2 separate regions of the Mus musculus genome follow, and region 2 is linked to region 1. A link is a loop called in an ENCODE intact Hi-C map of the cell type or tissue named here. Cell type or tissue: gastrocnemius. All regions are shown on one strand. Each heading gives the region's core, and the rest is flanking DNA. Links, peaks and the distances in the headings are about the cores only.

Region 1 (4,390 bases), core at 156-4,155:
AACTTCACAGTCACATTTCCATGAGAATATATCATTTTTCTTATTTTGATTAGGATAATATTGATCACACTTAGTTTGAAAAAATGAAAATTGCCAACTTATTCAATTTCGTCTTTGCTCAATTAACTACAATTTTCTTGCTATATTGAGGTGGGGGGGCTGGCATTTTTAACATTTGTGTCCATGTTTGTTGTGAATTTTTTTGGTTGTCTTTTTTTCTTGGTGGCTTTCTCTCTTTCTCACTAGTGTAGAAACTCCTTTGGCCTTGTCCAAGTGTTAGCCATGTGTAGATACTGCTTCTACTCAAAGTCCAGGAACCAAGGTGTTCTCTTAAAGGATCAGCTCATCTCCTGGGTTTTCTACGTAGACAACCCGTCGGAAACTTCTAACTTTTCTCTACAGCCATGACTTTGGGACCCCAAAGTCAATGTCTGATATTCAGCCTCTTCATGAGCCTGATTATAAAATTAAATAAATAGAAAATATAGGTTGGCTAAATGGCTGAGTGGGTAAAGGTGCGCTTGGTGCAAGCCTGCTGACCTGTGTTTGATCCCTAGGGAGAAGGGTGAAGGACGGGCCAACTGTACAGAGCATTCTCTGACATGCATACGTGCCTTGTGGTATGTGTGTGCTCACCAACATGCACAATAATAATAATAAACAAAATAAAGTGAAAGTAAAGTGACCAAATCAGCAAAGACACTTCTGGAAACTACAGATGCTGCCCACCCGCAACACCCTGCTTTCTACACACTCTGAGGGGGCTGGGACTTACCATGAGATTGTTTTTGACTTAACAAAAACTGAAGTCTAGTATTTTAGAAGAGGTGTTAGTGGCTCAGAGCAGCAGGCCCTGGCATTGAAAGCCTGCTAAGCTCCAATCTTTTTTCCTCACTCAGCTACTGGAGTTGTAATCTGGTACGCAGTGAATCCATCCTTTCTGGGTGTACTCTCTCACGAATTTTTACAAGCATTCTGTCGCGAGCATGCTGTGTGTGATGTCTATTCTTGGTTGTCAACTTGACTGCATCTGGAATCAACTAAAGCTCAGTGGCCTGGGCACACTTATGAAGGACAGTTTTCTTAATCGAATCATTTGAGGTGGGAAGACTGACTTTCAATCTAGATTTTCTGCGGTGGGAAGATCTATTTTTAATCTCGGCCACACAATCTGATAGCAGACTGTACAAGGGACATGGAAGAAGGAAGATGGAATCTCTCTTTGGCTCTCTTTGCCTGCCTGTTCTCACTCTCTGGCAAGTCCAATCTTTCACTGGCAATAAAGCCCACTTCTGGATTTTGTCATACACTGAAGACTCACTGAGACATAGAACTTCCAAGACTAAGCAACTACTAGATTCTTGGGCTTTCTGTTAATAGTCAGCCATTATTAGACTAGCTGAACCACTAATATATATAATATATTTATAATTTATAATTAATATATTTTAATAAATCTCTTTTCTATATCTATCTGTCTGTCTATCTATCTATCTATCTATCTATCTATCTATCTATCTATCTATCTATCTATCAGCTCTGTTCCTCTAGAGAACCCTAACTTATAATATACTATGTGAGAAACATAAGCATATTTATACCGTCCCATGGTGTAAATAACAATAAACTCATAGTCTAGAGATTTTCATTGGTTGCAACTTGCGAAAAGAATCCTGTTGCCCTTAACTGGCAAACACAAGTTACTTTATTTCCATCTTAATTACAACTGTGAACTCTTCAGTCACACATCACACAGCAAATGCAATGACATACAATACATGTAGGTCACAGGATATCTGCAAAGCCTTAAATATAGTATAGCAGAGTCCAAGTTGCTCCAAAGAGGCTTTCCTGCAGGGCAGGCAGAAGGCTGGCATGGACACTGTAGGAATCAAGTGCTGAGCTTGTTGAGGGGCTGCCAGGGGGTGGCTGGAGACTCAGACAGCAAGCCCAGAGTTGAGCAGAGTCAAGTGAGCTGCCCAGCTGAGGTCCGGGACAATGGAAGACAGAGAAGAAAAAAGTAAGCCTGGGTTCACACGGATGAACAAACAGGCTGATGGCAATTCATATAGGCTAGGTCAGAAGCTTGGGGACCACAATAAGCTGAAGCCCCTAGGGTAGTAGGGAGTTCTTTGCCAGTCAGACCTTGGATGCACACACTAGATTACAAGTCAAAAGGGGCTGTCAACAGTGTAGTGTTAGATGCCCTGTTTTGAATGGGGTCCAGGTAATGACGTTGAGCTGTCCGCACCCTGGCGTGTTTAGTCAGTCAGTTCTCAGGCTTTATTTTCCTGATATGATTCTGGTCTGCTTATATGTCCCTCCTTTTAAAAATCTTAAAACATTCTTACTTGTCCTCATAGGTGGTGTGGAACAGGATTGCCACCAAAGTGCCAAGTCATCTCTCCTCTGTGTCTGCCCTCAAGGTGGAGTCACATGCTATTGTAAAAAGTGGAGTCATCCAGGACAGCACACAGCCCAGGAAAGCCATTGTGTTAGACAATATGGTGTACTTGGAGCAGGGTGCAGTCTGACCCAGCATGCATAGTCAGGTACCCATCACAACCCCCAAGAGAGATGGCGTCTAACACTTGAGAAATTCTCTCCGCTCTGCAAGGTCCCCTCTTTCATCCTGAAACACTTGCCAATCCCAGAGCCATTTGATGTTTTGCCTAATCTATCTTTCTCAAGTTTCCAACAGGAACCAAACTGGCCCTCAACAACAGCCACCCAGTCTGCTGTGTATGTTCAAGGCCACCTTTCCTCAGCTAACAAAGAGCAGATCTCCTTGTCAGCAGATAAAAAGTCAGCCCCACCCAAGAAATTCTTCCCCTTATTCTGGCTGCAGAGACCTACATGCCCGGACTAGCCTACTGTAGGGATAGCTGAGCTAGCAGGAAGAAGTTCTCCTAACATGGCCAGGTTGTTCATTGCCTGCCTGTTCACTATCTATCTCAGCTTCCTACCATCATCCCTGCTCTCTCTCTCTCTCTCTCTCTCTCTCTCTCTCTCTCTCTCTCTCTCTCTCTCTCTCTCTCTTTCTGTGTCTGCCTGTGTGTTGCAGAGTCTAAATGTATTTTACATATCTACACGCCCACAATGTAGAATTGCATGAACGAGAACGTTTGGAGAAACAATCCCTTCTAAACTTTTTTGTTCTCTCCCCAGACTGCTGGATGGCCAGAGCCTGTAGTCTGCTGGTGAGGCCTGAGAAGCCATCAGTCTCATGAGTTAAAATGCAGTATCAATATCCGGGAAAGGCTGGAACTGAGACCAATTTCAAGAAATGGTTGTGTTGTCAAAGAAACACACCTTTGTGCAACCGTGCGGGAGCCCCAACCGTGATCGCTTTTGTCCTGTCTTCGGAGGCTACTTTCTCTCAGAACTGCCCGCTGCTCTGTACTGAGCTGTTCTCTCACTTTCCTTAAACATCACCGTGAGGAAACCTGTCCCAGGCTTTCAGTTACTCTGTCGTAGTGTTGTCTGTGAACATAAGAGCATAAAGAGGGATACATTGCCTAACTCGATCCACCCTTGAGGCCTGCCACATTAAAAAGATCTGTCACAGCACTTTGGGTCTGCCCTGGAGCGACTGGATACCAGCAGACTGAAGTGTTTAGGGAAAGCTCGGAGTCTCATTTACTGTAGATAGCTCCTAATTTCCTTGCATTCTTGGCTAATAAGAAGCCCCGAGAGAACCTTTGCTGCTCATGTCAATTCTCACCCTGGAGAAGAGCAAGGTGTGAAACTGATGGGCTGAGGGGGCTTCCGGTGGGCTGACCGCTCGGCTTGAGGTCATCTCCACACAAAAAAAAGAATTTAAAAAGTGAAATTCCTGTCTTTCATTCTTCATAGGGAAATGGTCCAGATCACACAAAGCCTGTATGTAGGCCCCTGGTATGAGAATTCCTGATTTAAATGGTGTTTTATCAAATCTGTCTACAGTTCTTCCTCTCTACCTGTCAGGTGTGACTGGCAGTAACTGCCAGCACAGAGCAGAATCACGGGAATAGCTTACACCACTCTGGGAAAGGATTAAAGCCTTGGGGGACAGCAGCAAAGTCACTGAGCCCCGGGCTTCAAACCTGCATTACTAGAAAAAGGTGGCAGGGAAGACTGTCTAGCTTTTGTGTCAGAGGTCTCCACTGATGGCTTTTGAGCACCCCTGTCATTCCCTGACCTCTCCCAGGTACAGCCTGCTCCCTTGGCACTACCCCAAGTTTACACATGCAAATGAACACTCAAATGTCCTGCTAGGAGCATCCTGTGGGGCCAGACTAGTTCTCTATCATCGCTTGGATCCTAGCTCAGGATCAGCTCATGTGGAGGAATGAGGAGAGAGGTACAGATGCCAAGGAAGCACGGTGACAACAGAGAAGAGATGTGTGTT
Region 2 (4,390 bases), core at 286-4,285, 460 kb after region 1:
TAAATTGGCCAAGAACCAGGGAATAGATAGATCATGTGCCTAGGGGAAAACCTAATACTATTATTTCACTAAAGGAACACAGTAGTAGAATAACTCCTAATGACACTCTGATATATCCATAGGTCACAGCCTCATTCAGCCATCACCAGAAAAGCTTCTCCTTGCAACAGATGGCAATGAACAGAGACCCACAACAGGACAATGTGGAGCAAGTGGGGGACTTCATGAAAGCCTTGCCCTCAAGGCTCAGGCATCCATGCAGAAGAGGAGGTAGAAAGACTGAAAAGGTCACAGATTACGGATATCTTCCAGATACAAGAGAACTCAGACACATGAACTCAGAGGCTGTGGTAGCTTGAAAAAGACCGACATAGGTTCAAACCAGATGGGTGTCTTAGCCCTGAGCCAGTAGATGATGTGAGCCCCAACTCCTAAGTAAGATGCTATCTGCAATTGACCCCCACTGACAAAGGAAAGTGGGACCTCCTTCAGTGGAGTCTCACTGGGTATATTAACTAAATTTCAGAACAGACACCATGCAGGAGATGGCCAACACAAAATGAATTCAATATTTTTGTAGACCTTTTGTCTCATAGCTTTGGGGGACATTTTTTTTTTGTCTTACTGTTCTTTTCCTTGTTTATTTTGATTTCTGCTTTTGAATTTTTGTAGAAATTTGTGTGTGCGTGTGTTTATTTGATTAATTCTATTTTTTTAAAGAGATAAAAACAATATAAAGTTCAGTGGGGGTAGAGAGGTGAGGAAGATCTGAGAGCAACTTAGAGAGGGAAAAACTGTCAAGCAGTCAGAGTAGTCATAGATTAAAAACAAAGAATTTCACACAATTATCACTTGTGAAAGTTGCTGACATAGAGCTAATATTTCTTTCTTTTCTTTTTCTTTTTCTTTTTCTTTTTTTTTTTTTTTTTTTTTTTTTTGGTTTTTCGAGACAGGGTTTCTCTGTGTAGTCCTGGAAGTCACTCTGTAGACCAGGCTGGCCTAGAACTCAGAAATCTGCCTGCCTCTGCCTCCTGAGTGCTGGGATTAAAGGCGTACGCCACCACCGCCTGGCCTAATACTTCTTTCATATATAGGTATTTTATATTAAAATAGCAATGAACAAGGCTTAATAGCCAACTTCATATAACCTTGAGTGGGGCCCCACTACTTCCCCAGGAATTTGAGAATGTGTGTGTATGTGTGTGTGTGTGTGTGTGTGTGCGGGAGGGAGGGGGGTTGCCAGCTTTCTCTTTCCAGCTTCACATAGGTTCTAGAGATGGACTCAGGTTGCCAGGTTTGTGTGGCAAGTGCCTTTACCTATGAAGCCATCTTGCAAGTTCAAAACTGCTTCCAGTGAGATGTGTCTGCTTTATGCATCCCTATGACCTAGAGTGTATCAGTTGTAACTCTATCAGGCGCTCCTCTGGAATCACTTTGTGGTCTCATTTAGGTTCCTAACAACTCACTGAAGACCATAGCCTCAATACTTAACAAGTCCTTTATAAGACTCTGTCCCAGGGAAGCCCACATCCATGCTACCTTCTTCCCAGGGCTTCTTTCTTCTTCCTTCCTTCCTTCCTTCCTTCCTTCCTTCCTTCCTTCCTTCCTTCCTTCTTTCCTTCTCTCTCTCTCTTCTTTCTTTCTCCTAATCCCCATGCATAAAACCTATATTAAAAATATTTAAGGGGTCTAGAGAGATGACTTGGCAGTTAAGAGCAATGGATGCTCTTGCAAAGGGCAAGCTTCCCAGCACCATGATCGCTCAGGACCCTACAACTCCAGGTTCAGGAATCTGGGATCCTAACTTCTTTGGGTTCCTGCATACATATGGTGTGCACGCGGGCACACCAGGCAAAACACACATACAGGGCTTGGAGAGATGGCTCAGTGGTTAAGAGCACCAACTGCTCTTCCGAAGGTCCTGAGTTCAAATCACAACCATCCATAACGAAGTCTCATGCCCTCTTCTGGAGTATCTGAGGACAGCTACAGTGTACTTACTTATAATAAATAAATAAATCTTTAAAAACAAAAAAACAGACATACAAATAAAATAAAAGGAAATACTTGAGAAAAAAACAGGTCTTTCGGTAAGCCCCAGCACGCTTCATACTGGTTCACCTTGAAACTCTTTTCTGCGTCCAGGCCAAGGATCCAGTTCTGTTGGACTGGATGGCCTAAAAGATTACAGGAGCTTTTCAGGCCGCCGGGCAGTGGACAGCTGTGCTGTTGGCCTTGCCATCTTGTTACTATTGATAGGTTTTATTTTACGAGTGAAGGAAGACAACAAGGATATATAACCCGATTTTGAAAGCCCTCTCTGGCCACAGCAGAGGGAGAGGGTGCTGCTGAGGTGGGGGTTGGGGAAGGAGGAGCAGCTTCCGGAACAGCAAGAGAAAGATAGTTTGAGCCAGGGGGAGAGGAAGGTTAAGTTTTCAATTGTATTTTGAGGTGGCAGCTGATAGGACTCCTGAGTAAGTTGGTTAGGGCCTAAGAGGAGCTAGCTTCCGGGTTGGGCCTCAATGGTGAATCTTGGTTGCTATGAGAGAGGAGATAGAAGACAATTCCATAGAGTCTGTTGCCCCAAAGAGCAATGTTTGCCCTGCTCCTTCAGTAAACAGAATTACAGAAATGCATCCCAGCTGAGAGGAAAGTCACTCTCTGCTGTTTGGTGTGCCCTCTCCTCCTGAGGGGTCCATTTCTACTGTAGTTAGCAGTAGTTTTGGACCGCTTAACTTTCAAACGGAGAAATAAAAGGCCTTGCATTTCAAAAGACTCGGAAGGCTCCTTCAGGTCATGTTTATTCATCCAGCACTCAGGAGGAATAACTAAAAGCTGAAATTACAAACTTCTGATTAAAAAACAACAGCAACAACCGAAACATAAGACAAGGTGCATCTGAAGTAATAATGAGACTTTAAGACAGGCATCACCTGCGTGTGAACAGGCTAAAGGCTGAAGCAGTCGTGTCCAGTTCAATACAGGATGGCCGGCTGCCCTGCCCGAGCCTATGTCCAGCTTCTGCTGCTCTGTGGTTGTGCTGGCCTTGTCCTCATTTACCCCTTGGAAGCTGTTCTAAAGTTAGTGATAGCACGCAGCCCATGCCGCTATTAGCGGCTTCTCGGGCAGCCATTTGGCTTGGCAAGAGCTCGATTGGGGTAACCCTGAAAGTTTCAAATCTCCCAGGGTTGCGTCTAGGCAGCATCTGAAAAGATAGCTGTAAGGAATTTTAGCAAATATTCAGGCCCTTGTGGAACTTATTCCCTCTCCCATTCTTTCTGAGAGAATGTCCTTGAAGGGCTTTCTTCCCCTTCTCCTCTTTTTTGAGACAAGGTCTAATATCGTTGTTCAGGCTGGCCTGGACCTCACTGTGTGGCCCAGGCTGGCCTCACCTTCTGTCTCCTCCAACGCAAAGATTACAGATGCCAGCAAACACATTTGGCCCTTACATTTTTTCTTTTCTTTTCTTTCCTTTTCCTTTCTCTTTCTTTCTTTCTTTCTTTCTTTCTTTCTCTTTCTTTCTTTCTTTCTTTCTTTCTTTCTTTCTTTCTTCCTTCCTTCCTTCCTTCCTTCCTTCCTTTCTTTCTTCTTTTTGTTTTTTTTTTTTGTTTTTTGTTTTTTTTGTTTTTTGTTTTTCGAGACAGGGTTTCTCTGTATAGCCCTGGCTGTCCTGGAGCTCACTCTGTAGACCAGGCTGGTCTCAAACTCAGAAATCCACTTGCCTCTGCCTCCCAAATGCTGGGATTAAAGGCGTGTACCACCACTGCCTGGCTTCTTAGACATTTTCTTGATAGCATTCTCTGCCTCACCAGATCTCCCTGACTATTGGAGATCTGGGCCTCCTCCTCTCCAAAGAAAGCAGCCATTTTTCTTTTCAGCCCCAGAGAGGTGGCAGAGGAAGTCAATAAATCTAGGATCCCTTCCTCTTCTTGCGCCACTCCCTCTAATCCTTGTAAACCAGCCAGTCAAAATCTGCTTTTGCTGGAAAGGGCTGACTCCTCACGAGAACCTACAAGGCAGAAAAAGCATGACTGGTTGCCTTCATTTTTTTTTTTTTTAAATGTCCTATCTAGGGTCAGTCCCCTGCAGCATGGGAATCACTGGTCTATGCTTCTGGTCCTTCTGAAAGCTGGACTGTCTGTCCTAGCTCATCCTTCCTCGAGGCTGGTTGCACAAAGACCTCTTACAATGTTCCGTTTGACCCTGAGAAGGTACCTCAGGGTCTTCAGCCCTGCAGTCACCTTGGATTCTTGGAGTAGCAAAGCTTTTGCCTTACTATATCAGCCTGTAGGCAACAGCAGTCATCTTATGGGAGCCACATTGCCATCTCAAGTGAGGGCAGAGATAACCTCTTTGAACCAACCGCCAAGGAGCTATGAGGACACACCTT

Evidence for each region. Hi-C counts contacts between places; a loop is a spot of excess contacts. Peaks named below come from ENCODE experiments on the same cell type or tissue, not always from the same donor. Only the 100,000 strongest peaks of a DNase experiment are listed, where the experiment ranks them.
Region 2: a loop joins it to region 1, with 3 times the contacts of the local background. A loop is called at or near these places in 21 of 42 quality-filtered maps.

Annotation. Positions count from the first base shown.
Region 1 is chr14:62,036,149-62,040,538 of GRCm38, reverse strand. Gm35307 (a long non-coding RNA gene) reads right to left here. Exons shown (of 3, transcript XR_383481.2): 2 at 3,313-3,483; 3 at 1,612-1,983. Among named protein-coding and RNA genes, the nearest start is that of Gm35307, 3.5 kb to the right of the region's middle. In gastrocnemius, for the core only: no CTCF peak of the experiment used is centred there; a DNase peak (open chromatin) is centred at 1,923.
Region 2 is chr14:61,573,954-61,578,343 of GRCm38, reverse strand. No RefSeq gene overlaps it. Among named protein-coding and RNA genes, the nearest start is that of Spryd7, 19 kb to the right of the region's middle. In gastrocnemius, for the core only: a CTCF peak has its summit at 1,969 (motif pointing left); no DNase peak of the experiment used is centred there; H3K4me3 peaks cover 979 bases; H3K27ac peaks cover 2,593 bases.